Linked DNA regions of Homo sapiens: region 2 is linked to region 1. Evidence: chromatin loops called from intact Hi-C (ENCODE). Cell type or tissue: GM12878. All regions are shown on one strand. Region 1 overlaps IL12A-AS1 (IL12A antisense RNA 1). Region 2 overlaps IQCJ-SCHIP1 (IQCJ-SCHIP1 readthrough).

Evidence for each region. Peaks named below come from ENCODE experiments on the same cell type or tissue, not always from the same donor. Only the 100,000 strongest peaks of a DNase experiment are listed, where the experiment ranks them.
Region 2: it touches region 1 in a loop (4-fold over the local background); 1 of 110 quality-filtered maps calls a loop at or near these places.

The regions. Positions count from the first base shown.
Region 1 is chr3:159,962,105-159,966,104 of GRCh38, reverse strand. The region is part of intron 9 of IL12A-AS1 (IL12A antisense RNA 1); the gene reads left to right. Among named protein-coding and RNA genes, the nearest start is that of IL12A, 25 kb to the left of the region's middle. RefSeq lists an enhancer at 1,666-1,945. In GM12878, no CTCF peak of the experiment used is centred here; a DNase peak (open chromatin) is centred at 1,624; H3K4me3 peaks cover 548 bases; H3K27ac peaks cover 1,125 bases.
Region 2 is chr3:159,883,371-159,887,370 of GRCh38, reverse strand. IQCJ-SCHIP1 (IQCJ-SCHIP1 readthrough) reads right to left here. Exons shown (of 10, transcript NM_001414413.1): 6 at 1,047-1,164. It overlaps SCHIP1 (schwannomin interacting protein 1), which reads right to left. Exons shown (of 8, transcript NM_014575.4): 4 at 1,047-1,164. Among named protein-coding and RNA genes, the nearest start is that of IL12A, 100 kb to the left of the region's middle. In GM12878, a CTCF peak has its summit at 2,383 (motif pointing left); a DNase peak (open chromatin) is centred at 2,350.

The DNA of each region.
Region 1 (4,000 bases):
AAAATAGTAAAGACATGGAAATCTACTCAACATCATTAATTACCAAAGAGAAACGAAAATTGAAACTTTAAACATTTTTATTTTTTGCTCATTAAATTGGTAATTTAAAGAAGATTTATAATGTGGAACTAAAAAAAAAATGGAGACGAAATAATCAATGAAATCATTTGACAAAATTTCCCAGAACTAAAGGAAATTGAAAGAGTCTACTGAGTGGCCATCAACATAGATGAAAATAGACTCTGCCGGGCACGGTGGCTCATGCCTGTAATCCTAGCACTTTGGGAGGCCGAAGCAGGTGGATCATGAGGTCAAGAGATGGAGACCATCTTGGCCAAGGTGGTGAAACCCCATCTCTACTAAAAATACAAAAATTAGCCAGGTGTGGTGGCGGGCGGCTGTAGTCTCAGCTACTTGGGAGGCTGAGGCAGGAGAATCTCTTGAACTCAGGAGGTGGAGGTTGCAGTGAGCCAAGATGGCGCCACTGCGCTCCAGCCTGTGTGACAGAGCGAGACTCTGACTCAAAAAAAAAAAAAGAAAAGAAAAGAAAAGAAAAGAAAAGAAAATAGATTCATACATATTCTCACAAAATTCCACAACACAGGGGACATAGATAAGATCCTACAAATGTCTAGGGAGAAAAGAAAACAACTTATGTAGAAAAGGATCATGAATCAGAACAGTTCTGGATTGTCCAACAGCAAAACTGGAAACTAAAAGAAAATGAAGAAATGTCTCCAAAATATAGGAACAGAATAATTTCCAACCTTTAGTTTTCGACCTACCAAGTTATTAATCAAATGAGGATAGGCATTTGCAAAATATCGTAAATTTACCTCTGATTCATTCTTTCTTAGGAAGGCTATTGGTGGGTGCATCCACAAAACTGGGGAGTCAACCAAGAAAGAGAAGAGCTAAAAGAAGAGTGAGGGAAAGAGCATATCTAGACTGATGTTAAAGAAAGACCTTAGGCCAGGTGCAGTGGCTCACACCTGTAATCTTACCACTTTGGGAGTCTGAGGTGAGAGGATGGCTTGAACCCAGGAGTTCAAAACCAGCCTGGGTGATGTAGCCCCATCTCTACAAAAAATAAAAAATTAGCGGGGCGTAGTGGTATGCACATGTGGCCTCGGCTACTCAGGAGGCTGAAGTGGGAGGATCACTTGAGCCCAGGATATCGAGGCTGCAGTGAATTGTGATTGTGCCACTGCACTCCTGCCTGGGCAACAGAGTGGGACCCTGTCTTGAAAAAAAAAAAAAAAAGAAAAAGAAAAAGAAGAAAAGAAAGACCCCCAAATGCCGGTTCAGATCAGAGGTCAAGAGGTCAGAGGTCTCCAAGAGAAAATTCTTCAGGGCTTTGATTTTATGAATACCTGACGCTTCTAAACACCTTAAGAGGAATTAAGATGATCCACAGAGACTTTGTGATTGACACAATAGAAAGTATGTTTAAAAATAAAATTAGTAATTATTAACTTTAAAAAACCCCACAAAGCTGTACAGGAAAGGGAATATAAATACTAGTATCGCCTCTGACTCATTTCTGACTAATGTCTAAGATGTCATCAGAATGTAAATACTGAATATGTCTCTAGTAGAATTGTGATATGACTCTGTTGGGGAGATAGGGTACTGAGAAGGGCTATGTGTATGTGGAGAGAAGAAAGTGAAATCCTTTTCTTTTATGGAAGCAAATTTAGAAAGAACACCTAAGCCAGTTACCCCCTCTCTTTCTGGACATTCTCATGTTTGGATGGGGAGTTATTAGGAAGACAAACAGCCTGAGAATAAAGATGACACACTGAGAAAAGCAGAATGGAAAGCAGAAACTGGGCCCTTGATGATCTGTGACTGAATTAACTAATCCCGGAATTGGTCTACCTCCGATCTATTTGTGTAAGGTCCTCAGTGACGATGCTGTGAGCATCTATGGCTTCCACATTCAAGTACTTTGCACAACTATCTCCGCAAATTGGTACAACTTCTAGACAAGGCATATAAAACTCCAGAGGCCACGAAAAAGGTCAATGTTAATGATAAGATATATTATTATTAAGCACTGACAATATGCCACATCCTTCAGGCTACCTGAAGATTGATAGCCCTTTCCGACTATGAGTTTTACTGCCTATGGCCTTAAATTTTTGTATCCACAGAATTATTGAAAGAAAAAAATGACTTTACTGAAAATAACCACACTAATATTTATGTATAAGTTTATACTTTTAAAAAATAATTTTGACACATGACAAGTAACTATTCTGAAGAAACACATTATTATGTGCTACCTACTTCACAAATGATAAACTAAGGAAATGAGTAAGACCACATATAAATTTCTACAAGAACTTTTAAATACAGTTGACCCTTGAACAACATCAGTTTGAACTGTAAGCATCCACCTATATGCGAATTTTAAAAATAAATATATTTGAAAACTTTTTGGAGATTTGCAACAATTTGTAAAAACTTGCAGATGAACTGTGTAGCCTAGAAGTAGTTCTAAAATTAAGAAAAAGGTATGTCACAAATGCATAAAATATACACAGACACTAGTCTATCATTTACTACCATAAAATATTCAGAAATCTATTATAAAATGTTAAAATGGGACTATGCCTGGCTACTCAGGAGGCGGAGGTAGGAGGATGGCTTGAGCCCAGGAGTTCTAGTCTACAGTGAGCCATGATCCTGCCACTGCATTCCAGCCTGGGTGACAGAGCAAGACCCTGTCTCAAAAGAAAAAAAAAAAAAAAGAAAACCACCCACACAAACACAGACTGTACATGGCACTATTTGCAGTTGAGAGAAATGTAAACAAATGTAAAGATGCAATATTCTATCATAACTGCATAAATTAACTGCAACAATACTGTAATACTGTACTACTGTAACAATTTTGTAGCCGCCTCTTGTTACTATTGCAGTGAGCTCAAGTGTTGCAAGTATCTGCTTAAAATGCCACTGTGATGCTAATCATCTCCAAGTGAGCAGTTCATTTCTCCAGTAAATTGTGGATTGCAGTAGAAAGTGATCTCTCCCAGTTCTCCTGTATTTTTCCTGTTTAGTGCAATAATGTAAACCTGGAATAACACCATGAGACTCATATAAAGTGCTACTAGTGATGCTGGAAGTGCTCCCAAGAAGTGGAGAAAAGTCATGATGTTGCAAAGAAAAATTGAATTGCTTGATCTGAACCACAGATTGAGGTCTGCAGCTGCGGTTGCCTGCCATTTTAGGCAGATCATTCACCTCATATACAGACAATGTAAACCTGTGGTGTCAATAGAGTGCAGTGTTGTAAATGTATTTTTTCTTCCATATGATTTTGATTTTCTTCCTTTTTTTTTTTTGGGATAAGGTCTCAGTCTGTAGCCCAGGCTGAAGTGCAGTGGTGGAGTCATGGCTCACTGCAGCCTCAACTTCCCCAGGCTCAGGTGATTCTCCTACCTCAGCCTCCTGAGTAGCTGGGACTACAGATGCATGTCACTATGCCTGCTAATTTTTCTATTTTTTGTAGAGACAATGTTTTCCCATGGTTAGTCTCGAACTCCTGGGTTCAAGAGATTCGTCCACCTCAGCCTTCTAAAGTACTGGGATTACAGGTGTGAGCCACTGTGCTTGGCTTCCATATAATTTTCTCAATAACATTTTTTTTCTTTTTTTTTTTGGAGATGGGTCTTGTTCTGTTGCCCAGGCTGGAGTACAGTGGTGTGAATATAGCTAATTGTAACCTTGAACTCCTGGGCTCAAGTGATCCTCCCACCTCAGCCTCCAGAGTAGCTAAGACTAGACTACAGGCACGCACCACCATACTTAGCTAATTAAATTTTTTTTTTTTTTTTATAGAAATGGAGTCTTGCTATGTTGCTCAGGCCGGTCTTGAACTCCTGGTCTCAAGACAGTCCTTCCTGGGATTATAGACATGAGCCACCACACCTGGCCAAGATTTTCTTTTCTCTAGCTTATGTTAAGAATATATAATACATATGACATACAA
Region 2 (4,000 bases), 79 kb after region 1:
TGCGTGGACAGGATCTCATGTATCCAGTGATGTTCTGATGTCGCACTGCACTCAACGACAACAGTTTCCTCTTTGTTGGTCTTTGGTAAAAAAGGCTATAGACAGACCTCACAGAGAGGAAAGAATTCCAGCAACAGGCACCCATGATTATTCAGCCAACTTCTGTAATGGGAAGGAAAGACATGAGCTAATATTTCTAAGCCCAATAGGGAAGAACTGGATTTAGCTTATTTTCTCTTTATAATTTTTAGAGCATATCTAATTTCTCTCTCTCTCTCTGATATGGTTTGGCTGTGTACCCACCCAAATCTCATCCTGAATTGTAACTCCCACAATTCCCATGTGTCGTGGCAGGAACCCAGTGGGAGGTAATTGAATTATGGGGGTGGGTCTTTCCTGTACTGTTCTTGTGATAGTGAATGAGTCTCACCAGATATGATGGTTTTAAAAATGTAAGACGTGACTTGCTCCTCCTTGCCTTCCGCCATGATTGCAAGGCCTCATTAGCCATGTGGAACTGTAAGTCCATTAAACCTCTTTCTTTTGTAAATTGCCCAGTCTTGGATATGTCTTTATCGGCAACATGAAAATGAACTAATACACTCTCTCTCGTTAGAGACAGGGTCTCACTATGTTGCCCCGGCTGGAGTGCAGAGGTGTCATCATAGCTCACTGCAGCCTTGAACTCCTGGGCTCAGCTGATCCTCCCGCCTCAGCCTCCTGAGTAGCTGGGACTATAGGCACCATGATCAGCTAATGTTTGTATTTTTTTATAGAGACAGGGTTTTGCCATGTTGCCCAGGCTGGTGATTTCTCTAATGGTTTAATATGAAAATAGTTATTAACTTTAAGAAAGCTTATATATCTCTATTTTATTACAACTTTGACTTTTTAATCATTGTCAAATTTTAGGAGCATGCAATTCCAAGAAACTTTTCTTCTTTAATCTCTGAAATGTTTGTTCCTGATTCACCTTACAACAGAAAAGAAGCTAAATGGCCCGGAAATCACAACACCGAGCTTCAGCTGGTGCTGTTTGGACTCACCATGGGAGACAAGGGGGTGTCCAAGCTGGTTTCAGTCTTACTGTCATCAGCATCACTGTCCTTATCACTGCCACTGTCGTTGACAAAGCATATCTGCAAGTTCATCCCACTCTGCAGTCTGGGCAGAAACAAACAGGACACTAGTTCTACTTAGCTGTTTGTTATTTGGCTTCAGCCAATAGAACTGTCTGATTTTGCTAACAGAAAGTAGTCTTATGTGTTCTTCACATGGAGAAATGAGCAACCAATATTACTCTCCACATATAAATAACTCTTAGTAGAGGATTTTCCAATGTTCTGTGAGTTTTTTCCTCGCCAGTTTCATGGTAAGTGAAAAATAATTTAAGGCCCCATGTTAGAGCACCCAGCACAATACCAAACAGATAGTTGGTGCACAATAAAAATGTGTTGAGTCTTTGAGTTTACAGTCCTGTCAATCAAGATGAATGGGGTCCTCGGGCAAATAAGGCTGCGTGGTGTCATCTAGAGAACCCGTCCCAGGGGGACAATCAAAGACTCTCTCACTGGAGCCAGCATCCCAAGGCCACAGCTCTCTGAAGAAAGACTCCTTTTCTCCCAAATAGACAGAATAGGGTCATCTGAAGGAAATCTTTAAGGCAGTTGCCAAAAGCCAACCAAGGGAGCTCATTTATATCATTAAGGAAGGAAAACACCACAGGTTCACACTTAAAAAAATGTAAGGAAGCCCCAAACCCAGGCAGTAAGGTGCAGCCTTAGAACACAGCAAGGTTCTGCAGACCACCTCCTGCACACAGAACCTCAGGGACAGAGACCTTTGGGAAGCCATTATATGTGTGGTGAATCCTGAAGCTCCAGGGCTGATGTTTTTGGAAGCACAGTCACAAAGGGTAACCTGGCCGTGTAGCTGCCACTCGCAGGCCAGGCTGCACAGCCAACTTTTTGTTCTAACCTTCTTTTGAAGTTGAACACATTTCAATACTGTTTGGTGATAAAGCATTTTTAAAGAAGTAGTTTTCCTAGCATCTCTAGTAGCCCCAGTCTCTGTGTAAGCTTAGGGAAAGAAAAGGCAAAAGGAGGTTCCTACGCAAGAAAAGATCCCAAGGAAGCTGACCTAAGCCAGGTTTAGGGCAGAGGATGCTGAATTTCTCTGGCATTATTACTGCCATAGGAAGAAATGCCAAGAACAACTTACCTGAGATTTGACTTTTCAATTCCAATGGTAGGAATGCTTTGTAGAAATTGATCAGATCACTCATTTAAAGTGATTCTTTTATTGAAAACAACACAGAACCCAGAAAAAGAAAATCTGATTTAACACGGGAACCATAATTGTTATGGGTATGCACTGCCACCTATTGTTAAATTCTGTAATTACTGAAAATCCCAGCTTACAACCCCTGTAAGAAAATGCAGCCATTCCCTCAATCTGCCCAGCTCTATTTGCTCCCTACCCTCATGGCACAGGCAAGGGGGAGCCAGGCCCAGAACTAGGGGTTAGAAAGCAACACACCCCACTCTGATCATCTGAAGATGCTTGGAGTGAGCTGAACTTAGGTTCTGAATCCTTACTTCTTTCTCCAGGCACATTACAAAAGCTCTATGACCCTCAGTTTTCCTCATCGATAAAATGGGTTGAATAGTAGCAAACCCAGTGTTATGCAGGAAGGATTAAAATAGTTCATTCAGAGCTTAGTGCAGGGCAAGTGACCTGTACATGTGAGTTGCTCTCCATTCTCTATTTACTGAAAGTCTAAACAAAAGGAACAGAATTTTAGAGGTGAAATGACTCTCTAAAGTCACTTACTCTAATACTGCTTGTCCTGTCACAATAATCCCTGATGTAGAATCAACTCTCTGAGACAACACATGGTCTATTAGGCAGTTTGTTCTTCTACTGAGCTGGGATTTGCCACCTTTTTACTTTTATCCATTGGATATACATACATACATAAACACACACACACACACACACACACACACACACACACACACAGACACAGACACACATATATATTTTTTTCCTGGAGAAATCTAATATGTTCAGGTTACCCTTTGATTCCATGCAGGTTTAGAAATTTTAATGTCTGTCGGTCTAAAAAAATAAAATCAACCCCCTTTTAATAATAATACTCAAGTTCTATGGATTGGAAGATGGTGGGAAAAAAGCTGTTAGCAAATTAAAAACAGACACATTTTAAAGACAAACCCTAATTTGAATCTAGGATTATGTAGCATTTTCTATTTATTGAATAAAGTCTTGAGAAGAAGGGTCTGGCTACTGGATACACAGATTATAAAAATGTAAAATAACCCGCAATACAAAACACAAAGCAAAATAAAGTTTACAATGTCCAGATATATGTATTTTCACTCAGAAGAAAGTCTGATCATAAATTCTGTTGTTCTGCGGCCACGCTGACTTCTTTTTGAAGGATTAACCCAGACTTAAACATCCCATATAGTCTAACTCAGGAAAGGAAAGAAAAAAAAAAGTTGGGGGAGATTTAGTAGTCTGCGTAAAATCAAAAAACGCCGCAGGTAGAAATTCAGAAAATCGCCTTAGTACCACATTATCCCCATAGGAAACTGAAGAGAGCTTCTTATAGGGTGAGACATAATTCCTTATAGTGGTAATCACCAAGAATGTTACTCTCAGGAAAAGGAAATTATATGACATAACAGCTAATGGTTCAGAGGGGATTTTAGTAAAGACATCTTAAAACGAGCTCAGGTTTCAAGAAGGATTTGTTTGCTTTTAGCCTTTAAGCGGGTTTTAAGATGAAGTCAGCTCTCGGTGAAACTCAACCACAGCTCCCAAGCAGCCTGAATGGATGAGTGGGGCCACCTGGTGCTGCTGAAGGCCTCTGTGCCCAGGGTGGAAGAACAGATAACCCCTGTTCCAGGACCCTGCCCACCCTGGGAGACATGGCTGTTCTTGAGGCTCACATCTGAAAACCACAGTTCCCCGGGCC